Regions from separate parts of the Homo sapiens genome. Here region 2 is linked to region 1. The links are chromatin loops, found by intact Hi-C in ENCODE. Cell type or tissue: heart left ventricle. All regions are shown on one strand. Each heading gives the region's core, and the rest is flanking DNA. Links, peaks and the distances in the headings are about the cores only.

The links. Hi-C counts contacts between places; a loop is a spot of excess contacts. Peaks named below come from ENCODE experiments on the same cell type or tissue, not always from the same donor. Only the 100,000 strongest peaks of a DNase experiment are listed, where the experiment ranks them.
Region 2: a loop joins it to region 1, with 4 times the contacts of the local background. A loop is called at or near these places in 2 of 110 quality-filtered maps.

The regions. Positions count from the first base shown.
Region 1 is chr2:86,700,788-86,706,173 of GRCh38, forward strand. The region is part of intron 1 of RNF103-CHMP3 (RNF103-CHMP3 readthrough); the gene reads right to left. Among named protein-coding and RNA genes, the nearest start is that of RMND5A, 17 kb to the right of the region's middle. In heart left ventricle, for the core only: a CTCF peak has its summit at 3,050; DNase peaks (open chromatin) are centred at 3,147 and 3,974; H3K4me3 peaks cover 595 bases; H3K27ac peaks cover 2,909 bases.
Region 2 is chr2:86,393,990-86,399,375 of GRCh38, forward strand. No RefSeq gene overlaps it. Among named protein-coding and RNA genes, the nearest start is that of KDM3A, 45 kb to the right of the region's middle. In heart left ventricle, for the core only: a CTCF peak has its summit at 2,628; no DNase peak of the experiment used is centred there; H3K27ac peaks cover 2,067 bases.

The sequences.
Region 1 (5,386 bases), core at 262-5,261:
TTTTATATGGAGAAATGAGAGTGAGAAAAGTGAGAGTGCGGTTGGAAAAATATGTGACAAGCTGCCCAAGGAAGATTGAAAAAATCTTGTCACTGTTTTTACAATTTCTTTCAGAAGCATGTAGATATTTTACTTCTGAGTCTCAGGAGCAGTCATATAAAATTCTTCCCAGAAAAAGTAGTAAATTTGACAAACTGCCAACAAAAGGACTTAGTCTAAGTAAAACTTCAGGAAATTTAGAAAATTATAGAGTTTTAGAGGGCATTAAGAAACCATGAGGAAAGAAATCCATATGTGTCATAGAATATATACACACATGCATATACACACACATGCACACTCATGTATAATATTTTTAGTAAGATACTCTAAGGAAATATTGGCTTGGCCGGGCACGGTGGCTCACGCCTGTAATCCCAGAACTTTGGGAGGCCGAGGCGGGTGGATCACCTGAGGTCAGGAGTTCGAGACCAGCCTGGCCAACATGATAAAATCCTGTCTCTACTAATAATACAAAAAAAATTAGTCAGGCATGGTGGTGTACACCCATAATCCCAACTACTCAGGAGGATGACGCAGGAGAATCACTTGAGAGGTGGAGGTTACAGTGAGCTGAGATGGTGCCATTGCACTCCAGCCTGGGCAATAAGAGTGAGACTCTGTCTCAAAAATATATAGATAGATAGATAGATAGATAGATATAGATATAGATAGATAGATAGATAGATAGATAGATAGATAGATATAGGCTTTAGGTGACTTTAATTGCAAATTGTTTTAGCTGATTTCTGTGCTGTGTTTTGGAAGTCTAACTTTGGTATAGGGTCAGGCAGAAACCCACCATTTAATTAAGGAAAGACATCTTCTGCTCCTGCACCTTTCCCAAGGATTCCAAGAAAATGTAGCACTGTTTACCACCACTTGGTAAAGTTGTACAGCATCTGCAGGACTAACTCCCCCCTTCATAGACGTATTTAATCTCCAAAGGTCTAAAATTGCAAAACAATTCTCATGATATAACAGCTTTATGGTGGACACATTTATGAAAAGGTTATATTATAGTGGTTCATACCTGTAATCTCAGCACTTTGGGAGGCTGAGGCGGGTGGATCACTTGAGGTCAATAGTTCGAGACCAGCCTGGCCAACATGGTGAAATCTGTCTGCATGAAAAAATATAAAAATTATCCAGGCGTGGTGGCACACACCTGTAGTCCCAGCTACTCGGAGGCTGAGGCAGGAGAATTGCTTGAACCCGGGAGGTGAAGGCTGCAGTGAGCCGAGATCACGCCATTGCACTCCACCCTGGGCAACAGACAGAGATTCTGTTTCAAAAAAAAAGGTTATAGGCCTGGCCTGGTGGCTCACACCTGTAATCCTAGCACGTTGGGGGCTGAGGTGGCTGGATTGCTTGAGTCCAGAAGTTCAAGACCAGCCTGGGCAGCATAGTGAAACTCTGTCTCTACAAAAAATAAAAAATTAGCGGGTATGGTGGTGCACACCTGTAGTCCCCACTACTCAGGAGGCTGAGGCAGGAGGATTGCTTGAGGCTGGGAGGTGGAGGTTGCAGTGAGTCAAAATTACGCTACTGCACTCCAGTCCAGGTGGCAGAACCAGACTCTGTCTCAAAAAAAAAAAAAAAAAAGAAAAGAAAAAAAAAGGTTATAACTAAACAGAGAGTATTTGGTGAAGAACCAGAGTAAGCAGTGACAATTTTACCTACAAGAGAAATGTAGGCGGGAGAGGTCCCAGAGGGCTCCTGTGATGTAGAGAGGCTTCAAGGAAAAGGTGTGATTTCTGCTGGGCTCTGACAGTAGGAACAGATTTGGGATTGAGAGGAAGGCACTAGATTAGCAGAGGAGCTGAGGGGAGCACCAAGAACAGTGTGAACAGACAAAATGAGGCAATGAATTTAGATCAGGAGTAAAGGCTTATGCCGGGAAGTAATTTCCAGAACCAATGGATCAGTTGAGAGAGACAAGGAAGGTTATTGGGTTTAATAAATGGGCAGTGCATGGAGACCCCTGGAGGTGCTATTTCAGCAGATTAGTCATCTATGGACAGAACTATTTATTATTTATAATAAACCATTTGATTTTTTTGTGAATAAATTCCTTCATAGTTTTTTATGAAAAATAATATTTTATCCTAAAGATCCCTACTGGAGGACTTTATTGCTTTTTTTTGGCAGGATAAGGTACAAGGATTTTTATCCCTGATAGATGAAGTAGCTTGAGAAGCTCCCCTTATTTCAGTAATTTAAACCTAAAAACCTTTGTCTTCAAATCCTTGTTTAAAAAGAGGAAAACCATTTTCTGGCCCACTAGACCAGTAACAACCAAAAAAAAAAAAGATTTCAGTCATTATGCCATCGAAATATACACCTTGAGCAGACCTGTAGACTTTAGGTTCATTTCCTTCAATTTGCTTCAAGGCATTGAACTCAACTCTTCATTGAAAAAGCTGTTGCAGACCCAAGCCAGAGGATCCCGGCAAAGTATGAATAGTTGGTTCTGTGGCTTTTGCTTATGCCTTGGAAAATCATGGAGAGGAGGGTTAGAGAGAAAAGGGCACATGGTACTATGTATACCTACTCTGTTTTTCTTCCATATCACGGGGTGTAGACACTAAGACTGAATGCGCCCATATCTAGGGATTGGAGAAGTACCCCGGATATGATTGGATGAGAAATGATCTATTTCAATGCAATAATGTGTTTTAGCTGATTGTACATTATTGGATAACCATGATCGGGGTTGATTTGGAAAAAGGTGTATAAATTATCCATATTCCTTGCAATTGTGAACCCAACAGTAAACAGAATTATATGAACGAGCTTATTAAAATTTAAAACATAAAATGAGGTTTTACCTTCTGATCTCTTGCATCTTTGCCCTTGAATCAAACATGGATGTGAAATAAAATGATGCATGTTTAAAATGTAGTTATTAAATTCTCCAACTATATCAGTGTTGGAGGCCAAAAGAATGAGGGTTGTGATTAACTCAGTATACCACTGGAGGCTATATGAGTAAACAGCAAACTGTTCTCATAAAGGCAGAATGTTGGCAAACTGACAAATTGCGTCTGCCACCCAGAGGGAACGCTGAGTGCAGTCACGCCTCAGGCGCAAGTGTTTCTTGTGATTAGGCACATCTGAAGCCTGTTAGCAATAATGGGAACCTATGATCAATCAAGCAGCTGACGGATCGCTACCTCCTCCTCCCTGCTCTTTCTATCCAATAAATACGGAGGGCTGTGAAAGCTCAAGGCCCTTGCTCACTAGAAGCAAGGAGCCCCCGACCCCTTCTTTAAAATAGATTCTTTTGTCTTAAGTTTTCATTTCTGCGTTCGTCCTCTTTCATTCAGTCCCGTAGTAACTGTCACAAGCGGCGTTTGTCCTCCTTTGTTCAGTCTCGTAGTGACTGTTACATATTAGGGTATACAAAATTACAGCTAAGAAAAAAATCTTATTCTTTATTGTATTTTTATGGAATTTTATTCATATGGCTTTAGTTTTAGAGACATGAGTTTCTATACTTCTCTTTCATAATGAAGATTACCCTTTTCCTTTTGTTCAAATCAATAAGAAAAAGTGGCTGCAGTTACAAATAAGTTACAGTCACCTACATACAATGGGATGAGGCTCTGGGGGACTTCAGGAGGCAGTGAGTATATTGTGCATGTGGAATGTGAATCACGGGGGTCAGAAGGTAGACTGGGGTAGGCAGCCCCCAGATGGCTCCCAGTGACAGCAGCCTCCTCTTATTCTTGTTCTTGTATAATTCCCTCACATTGATTGTGGCCTGGATCTAGTGACTCGCTTCTAACAAATAGAATGCCAGAAAGGTGAGTCACTTCTGAGATTAGGTTATAAAAATAGGGTGAAGTCTATCTTGCTCTCTTGCTTGCTTATTCTGAGGGGGGCCAGCTGCCTTGTTGTAAGCACCCCACGGACAAGCCCTATGTGGCAAAGAACTGAGAGTGGCCTCTGGCCAACAGCTAGTGAAGAACTGAGGCTGAATCTAACAACCCATGAGGACTTGAATCCTGCCAACAACCACGTGAGTGAGCTTGAAAACAGATGAAGCCTTCAGATGACTGCAGGCTCAGCCAACACCTTAATTGCATCCTGTGAGTGACCCAGCTAAGCACTCCCAGATTCCTGACCCACCTGTGAGACAATGTTAAGTCAAGTTTTGGAGTAAGTTTGGAGTAATTTACAGCTTAATTTACACAGCCCTCAAGTAGCATATGGTCTAATTAAGTAAACTAAGCACATAAATAATAGCTAACAAGTATAATATTTACTATATGCCAGAGATTCTTCTAAGCATTTTACATTTAGTTAATCATTAATCATTTTTATTTATTTATTTTTTGAGACGGGGTCTCACTCTGTCACCCAGACTGGAGTGCAGTGGCGTGATCACTGCTCACTGCAGCCTCAAACTCCCCAGGCTCAGGTAATCCTCCCACCTCAGCCTTCCAAGTAGCTGGGAATACAGGTGCGTGTCACCACACCCAGCTAATTTTTGTATTTTTTGTAGAGATGGGGTTTCGACATGTTGCCCAGGCTGGTGGTCTTGATCTCCTGAGCTCAAGTGATCCACCCACCTCGGCCTCTCACAGTGCTGGGATTACAGGCATGAGCCATCACTCCTGGCCAATCATTAATCTTTATTTCTTTTTTCTTTTTCAGACAGTGTCTTGCTCTGTCACCCAGGCTGGAGTGCAGTGGCATGATCTCAGCTCACTGCAACTGCAACCTCTGTCTTCTGGGTTCAAGTGATTCTCCTGCCTCAGCCTCCCGAGTAGCTGGGATTACAGGCTTCCACCACCATGCTCGGCTTATTTTTTTTTTTTTTTTGTACTTTTAGTAGAGACGGGGTTTTGCCATGTTGGGCAGGTTGGTCTCAAACTCCTGACCTCAAGAGATCTCCCCACCTTGGCCTCCCAAAGTGCTGGGATTACAGGTGTGAGCTACCGTGCCCAGCCAATCATTTCACCTTTATGACAACTCTATTAGGTATTATTACTATCACCATTTTATAAAGAAATTAAGGCAACATGAGGTTAAATAACTTGCTCATGGTCACACAGTAGAGCTGAGTGTCAAACTCAGTTTGGTGCCGGATTTCACGTTCATTTGTACTGCCTCTTGCCATTTCATATACCGTAATAGAAGTATGTACGCTTTGTGGAAGTACTACAGCATGGAGAATGATTGTATCTGTAGGATAAAAGGGTCAGAAGATTTGCAGAGACTTAAGTAGGATTTGAAAGATGGAGGAAAGGGATTCCAGTCAGATGGAATAGCATATGTTAAGGTATGGGGGCACAGACTGACTGTTACTATTCCTTTCAAATGTTTGTAATCAGGTAGT
Region 2 (5,386 bases), core at 83-5,082, 310 kb before region 1:
CCTAGGTCTTGTGGTTTCATGGGGTTTTCTGGACTCTCTAAAGTTGGCACAGGGCTTCCTGTATGCAAAAGAAATCCCTACACTAAAGACTTCCCTGACATGATTGTGTTGCTGCATAAACTGTGATAATAATGACTAACCTGACTTTCACTTTTATTTAGTTAAGCTTCATAACAATTTGGTGAAGTAGGTTTTATGTTCTCCATTTAATCAGAAGAGAAAAACCTTGATACAGCTCTAGAGGTTAAATGCCTTGTCTGAGGCTACATGGCTCACAAGTGGTGACAGCTGGAGTCAGACTGCCAACTGCAATACTGTCCCCTTGGCCACCCGAAGTAGCTTCCCAAAGGCATATTTATATCAGCCACCTGCAGAGTCCTTTCAGTGCACAGAGACAAATTAGATTCATCTAGCCTGGGCCAAGGTATAGGGCATAGAGTAGGGTAGGTAAAGGCAAGGATATCAGTGGGTCTTGGTACAGGATGATTTTGTTGAATTCCTAAGGACCACATTCTCAATGGTGATGCCCACATTATAATATATACTGAAGCAATTATTGATAAAATGATATAATTTCTAAAATTTGCTTTAAATTAGCCAGGAAGAGAGAAACCAGTGATGAAATAAGATTGGCCATGTGTTGATAACAGTTGAAGCCTAGTGATGAAAATATAGTTCATTATACTGTTTTTCCACATACTAAAAAGTAAAAAATATATTCTATTCACCATGGCAGACCACATTATGGGCCATGCACCTATCTTAGCAAGTTTAAAACAACAGAAACTACACAATATCTGCTCTCAGACTACAATAGAATTAAATCAGAAATTGATAAAAGAAAGATAGCTAGGGCCGGGCACGGTGGCTCACGCCTGTAATCCCAGGACTTTGGGAGGCTGAGGCGGGTGGATCACGAGGTCAGGAGTTCGAGACCAACCTGGTCAACATGGTGAAACCCCATCTCTACTAAAAACACAAAAATTAGCCAGGCATGGTGGCACGCACCTGTAATCCCAGCTACTCGGGAGGCTGAGGCAGGAGAATTGCTTGAATCCAGGAGGTGGAGGTTGCAGTGAGCTGAGATCATGCCACTGCACTCCAGCCTGGGTGACAGAGCAAGACTATGTTAAAAAAAAATCATTATTTTGTTGTAAATCCAATATTGTTTTAAATTATTTAAATGTCACTTTAAATGTTGTTATAAATCCAGTTCTCTTCACTCCGCATCAAACAAGGCAAGGTGTGATCACACAGACTATTTGGGGGTGGGTGGCTGTGGGTCGTCATCTCCACAGTGCTTGGTTTCTCTTCTCAAATCTACAGCTTGGAGTAGGTTGATTTCCCTGCCTGTTTCCCAGGGAAGCGTTGCACTACCCATATGGCAGCTTTCTCATACTCCCTGTCTGCATTCCTCTGTTTCCCTAAATGAATGGAATATCTTGGATGAACTACTGCAAGGTCCTTTGGGTCTCTCCCACACAGTTTTGGCTCACTGCAACCTCTGCCTCCTGAGTTCAAGCGATTCTCCTGCCTCAGCCTCCTGAGTAGCTGGGATTACAGGTGCCTGCCACCACACCTGGCTAATTTTTGTATTTTTAGAAGAGACTAGGTTTCACCACGTTGGCCGTGCTGGTCTCGAGCTCCTGATCTCAGGGGATCTGCCCGCCTCGGCCTCCCAAAGTGCTGGGATTACAGGCATGAGCCACCACACCTGGCCCGATAATTCTTTACTCCTAGAACTAACTTCCCAAGATGTACTATACACACACTCACTTCCCCCAACCCCCACTCAACATACACATACACAAGACTCACTTACTGCCCCATTCCCTGGAATTGGTAGCCTCTATCTCCAGAAATATGGGATGTGAGAATGGAGGGTATAAAAGAGAAGGGAAGTGTACAAAAAATGCACAAAGTGCATAAATAAATATCCAAGGGATTTAGAGGGTGGATTAAATGCCAGCTTTTGTTCTTCCTATGTTTTGTGTGTCTGAGCCCAAGGACAAAACCTAGATGGAAGAATCAAGCTTGCTTACTTACATCCAGCACTCAGAAGGCAAAGCTGGGGTTCGTACCAGGAGCTGTAGCTTGGGTGCTTTCCTCAAAATGGTTATATCTGCCTCATAATCAGATCCCAATTTATCTGTCTATTGATTGCCTGTTGGTCGTAGTTTTCAGTGCTGCTGCAAGATCTGGTTATTTTCTTCATCTTCGTGGACAAAACACTGGAGGCAGTATTTTGAGGACTGCTACTCCTTCCCATGCTATTCAATAAATCTCCCCCAGTTCAGTCAGAAACACTGAGAAGTTACCCTGTGCCAAGCCCTGGATCAGGTGGCACAGGCTCCATGATCATTGTGTATGGGTGAGCTCATAGTCTAGAGCCAGTGCCAGCCGTGGGACTCGGTTAATGCCTCAGCAAACCTCCTGGCTCTCTGCCCCCCACCCCCTTCGCCCTTCGCTGACTTTCCCTTCATGACCCTGGTCTTTCCGTTGTGCCCGTTTCTATTTGCATAGACAAATACTTTAGCTATGCACCTATCTTGATTCTAGAAACTTAGGCTGTGTTTCAAGAAATGGATTGTTGTGGTCTCCATTTTGCCTCTGGAGCAGTGCATAGTCCACAGGGAGGCAGCATAGTCCACAAGCCAGGGTCCATGCTGAATTCCAGATAGAGATAGCAGCTGTGTGGCCTTGAGCTTCATGTCTCCAGCTCCCTCATCTGTCAAATGGGGATAATAATGTGCACCTGATAGAATTTTGTGGTAAGAAAATGAGAGGAAATATATTACAACACAAAGCACAGTCCCTGAAACAAAATGAAAGCTGTATAATACTCTTTTTCTTCCCCATCTTATACATAATGTGAAAACATTCCCTAAAAAACTTGGTTTTGGTCGGGCGTGGTGGCTCATGCCTGTAATCCCAGCACTTTGGGAGGCCAAGGCGGGTGGATCATGAGGTCAGGAGATCCAGACCATCCTGGCTAACACGGTGAAACCCCGTCTCTACTAGAAAATACAAAAAATTAGCTGGGCGTGGTGGTGGGCACCTGTAGTCCCAGCTACTCGGGAGGCTGAGGCAAGAGAATGGTGTGAGCCCGGGAGGCAGAGCTTGCAGTGAGCCGAGATTGCGCCACTGCACTCCAGCCTGGGCAACAGAGCGAGACTCCATCTCAAAAAAAAAAAAAAAAAAAAAAAAAAGAAAGAAAAAACAACTTGGTTTTGCCAGTATGACCTGTGAAGCTTTTCTGTATTCCTAGAAAAGAGTATTGTGTGAGTTGGATGACTGTGTGTGTGTGTGCACGTACACTCGGTCACACATGCACACTCTCCAGGTCTGCTAAATGGGGAATGCTAAAGTTAGTCTATTTTTGTTTGTTTGTTTGTTTGTTTGTTTGAGATGAGGTCTCACTCTGTCTCCCAGGCTGGAGTGCAGTGGCGTGATCTCAAGATCTCCTCCTGGGCTCAAGTGATTCTCACACCTCAGCCTATCAAGTAGCTGGGATCACAGGTGCACACCACCATGCCCAGCTAATTTTTGTATTTTTTGGTAGAGACAGGGTTTTGCTATGTTGGCCAGGCTGATCTCAAACTCCTGAGCTCAAGCGATCCTCCCACCTTGGCCTCCCAAAGTGCTGGGATTATAGGCATGAGCCACCATGCCTGGCCACCAAACTTAGTCTGTGTGTGTATGTGAGTATGTGATGTGCATATGCTCGTGCACACTTGCATGCCTGTCTTGGAGAAAAGAAATGACTCAGTTAAATTTGATTCGGATAATTGTCTAATAAATTAGTCTTTAATCAATCAGCAGGTCTTCCTAAAACCCTCACTTGCTCTAGATGCCAAGAGGCACAGATTGATAGAAAATATATCTTCTGCCTACAAGGATTTGCTGGTCAAAACTCTTTAAATTAGCTTAGGCACAAGGGTAAAATGTATTGGCTCAGGGAGAAAGACTATAGAAAGAGTAGGTTCAGCTGGATCCAGGGCTTAAACCGCCAGGACTCTCATACTGTCCTTGGGGCTCTGTTCTTATCTCCTTGCTAGCTTTGTTTTCTTAGACTGGCTTCTCCATAAGATAAGGGATGTGGCCGTGGGCAGTCCCAGCATTACATCCACACCGTGTGCAACCACAGCTCTCCTTTCCAAGTTTGAATGATAAAAATCTAACAAGAAAACTCTGATTGGCCAGGCTTAGGTCATGTGTCAATTCCCGGCCCAAACCAAGCCCTTGGGAGTTAATACTCCACTTGTGTCACCTGCATTCACTGGTGGCCAGAACACAGAGTATCACAAATGGCAGACTCATGTGGCTAGGGGGCAGTTTCCCGGAAGAAGGATGTTGCTATTATGAGCAGATGAGATAAATAATTACCTACGACACAGATGCATGCTAAATTTTGCAGTGGAGGAAATTAAGTCAGTGAAATAGTAAGTCGGTATTTTTTGAATTCTATTTTGATGGTGTCGGTGATATATTTATATAACTTTTACCCAGTTGGAACAAGCTATTTGCTTTTTGATAATATAAATGAACCACTTTAGTCAAAGTTTCATAAAAAAGGTATATTGATCCAGTTATTTTCAGCAAATTACTGTGGTTTTACAGCTCAATGCATGCCCATGAGATGAGTATTTTCTCATTTACTTTATAGTAACCTTTGTTAAGAGACTTATTAAGTCATAGCTTGTGGTACAAAGAATTTAAGTCATCTCTCCTCTCTATTCCACAAATGTCTAGGGCTTCTTTCTTTTTTGACCACTAATGCCTATAATTTCCAGTATTAATATCTTCTGACATGAACACGATAACATGAATCTACTAGATATAAACAGATGTAACAGCCATGGAATCCATTAGTGATGCTTTCAGAAAAAGAAATTTGGGATCCCAGGATCTGTCCCAACATTTGTAATATCTTGGGATAGGACCAGAAATTATGCAAGACTAAATAGAAGGCATGGATGGTCTTGGACTTACATATGGACTCAACTTACTGAGGTGGTGGTGAAATGGGGAGAGAGTGAATGAGTCAAGAATTGCAGAGACAAGATCAAGAGGCCTTGGCAACTGCTTGGGAAGGGGAACAAAGTAGAGGGAGGAGCCTGAGATGACACTGAAGTGGGGTGGAGGAGCAACTCACAGAACTAGGAGACAGGGAGGGGAAGCAGGTTGGAGGAAGAGTCCATTCCAGACACGGTGAAGACGAGCTACCAGGATTTGTTGGTAATATGGGAGATTTGTTGGTAATGCGAGATTGAAGCTCAGGAGAGAAAACAGATACTGGCTGAGCCATGATGGCGAGTAAGATCAGCAAGTCAAAAAGTGTAGAGAGAGAAGAGAAGACAAAGGAACTTTGAGGAACACTCCCTTA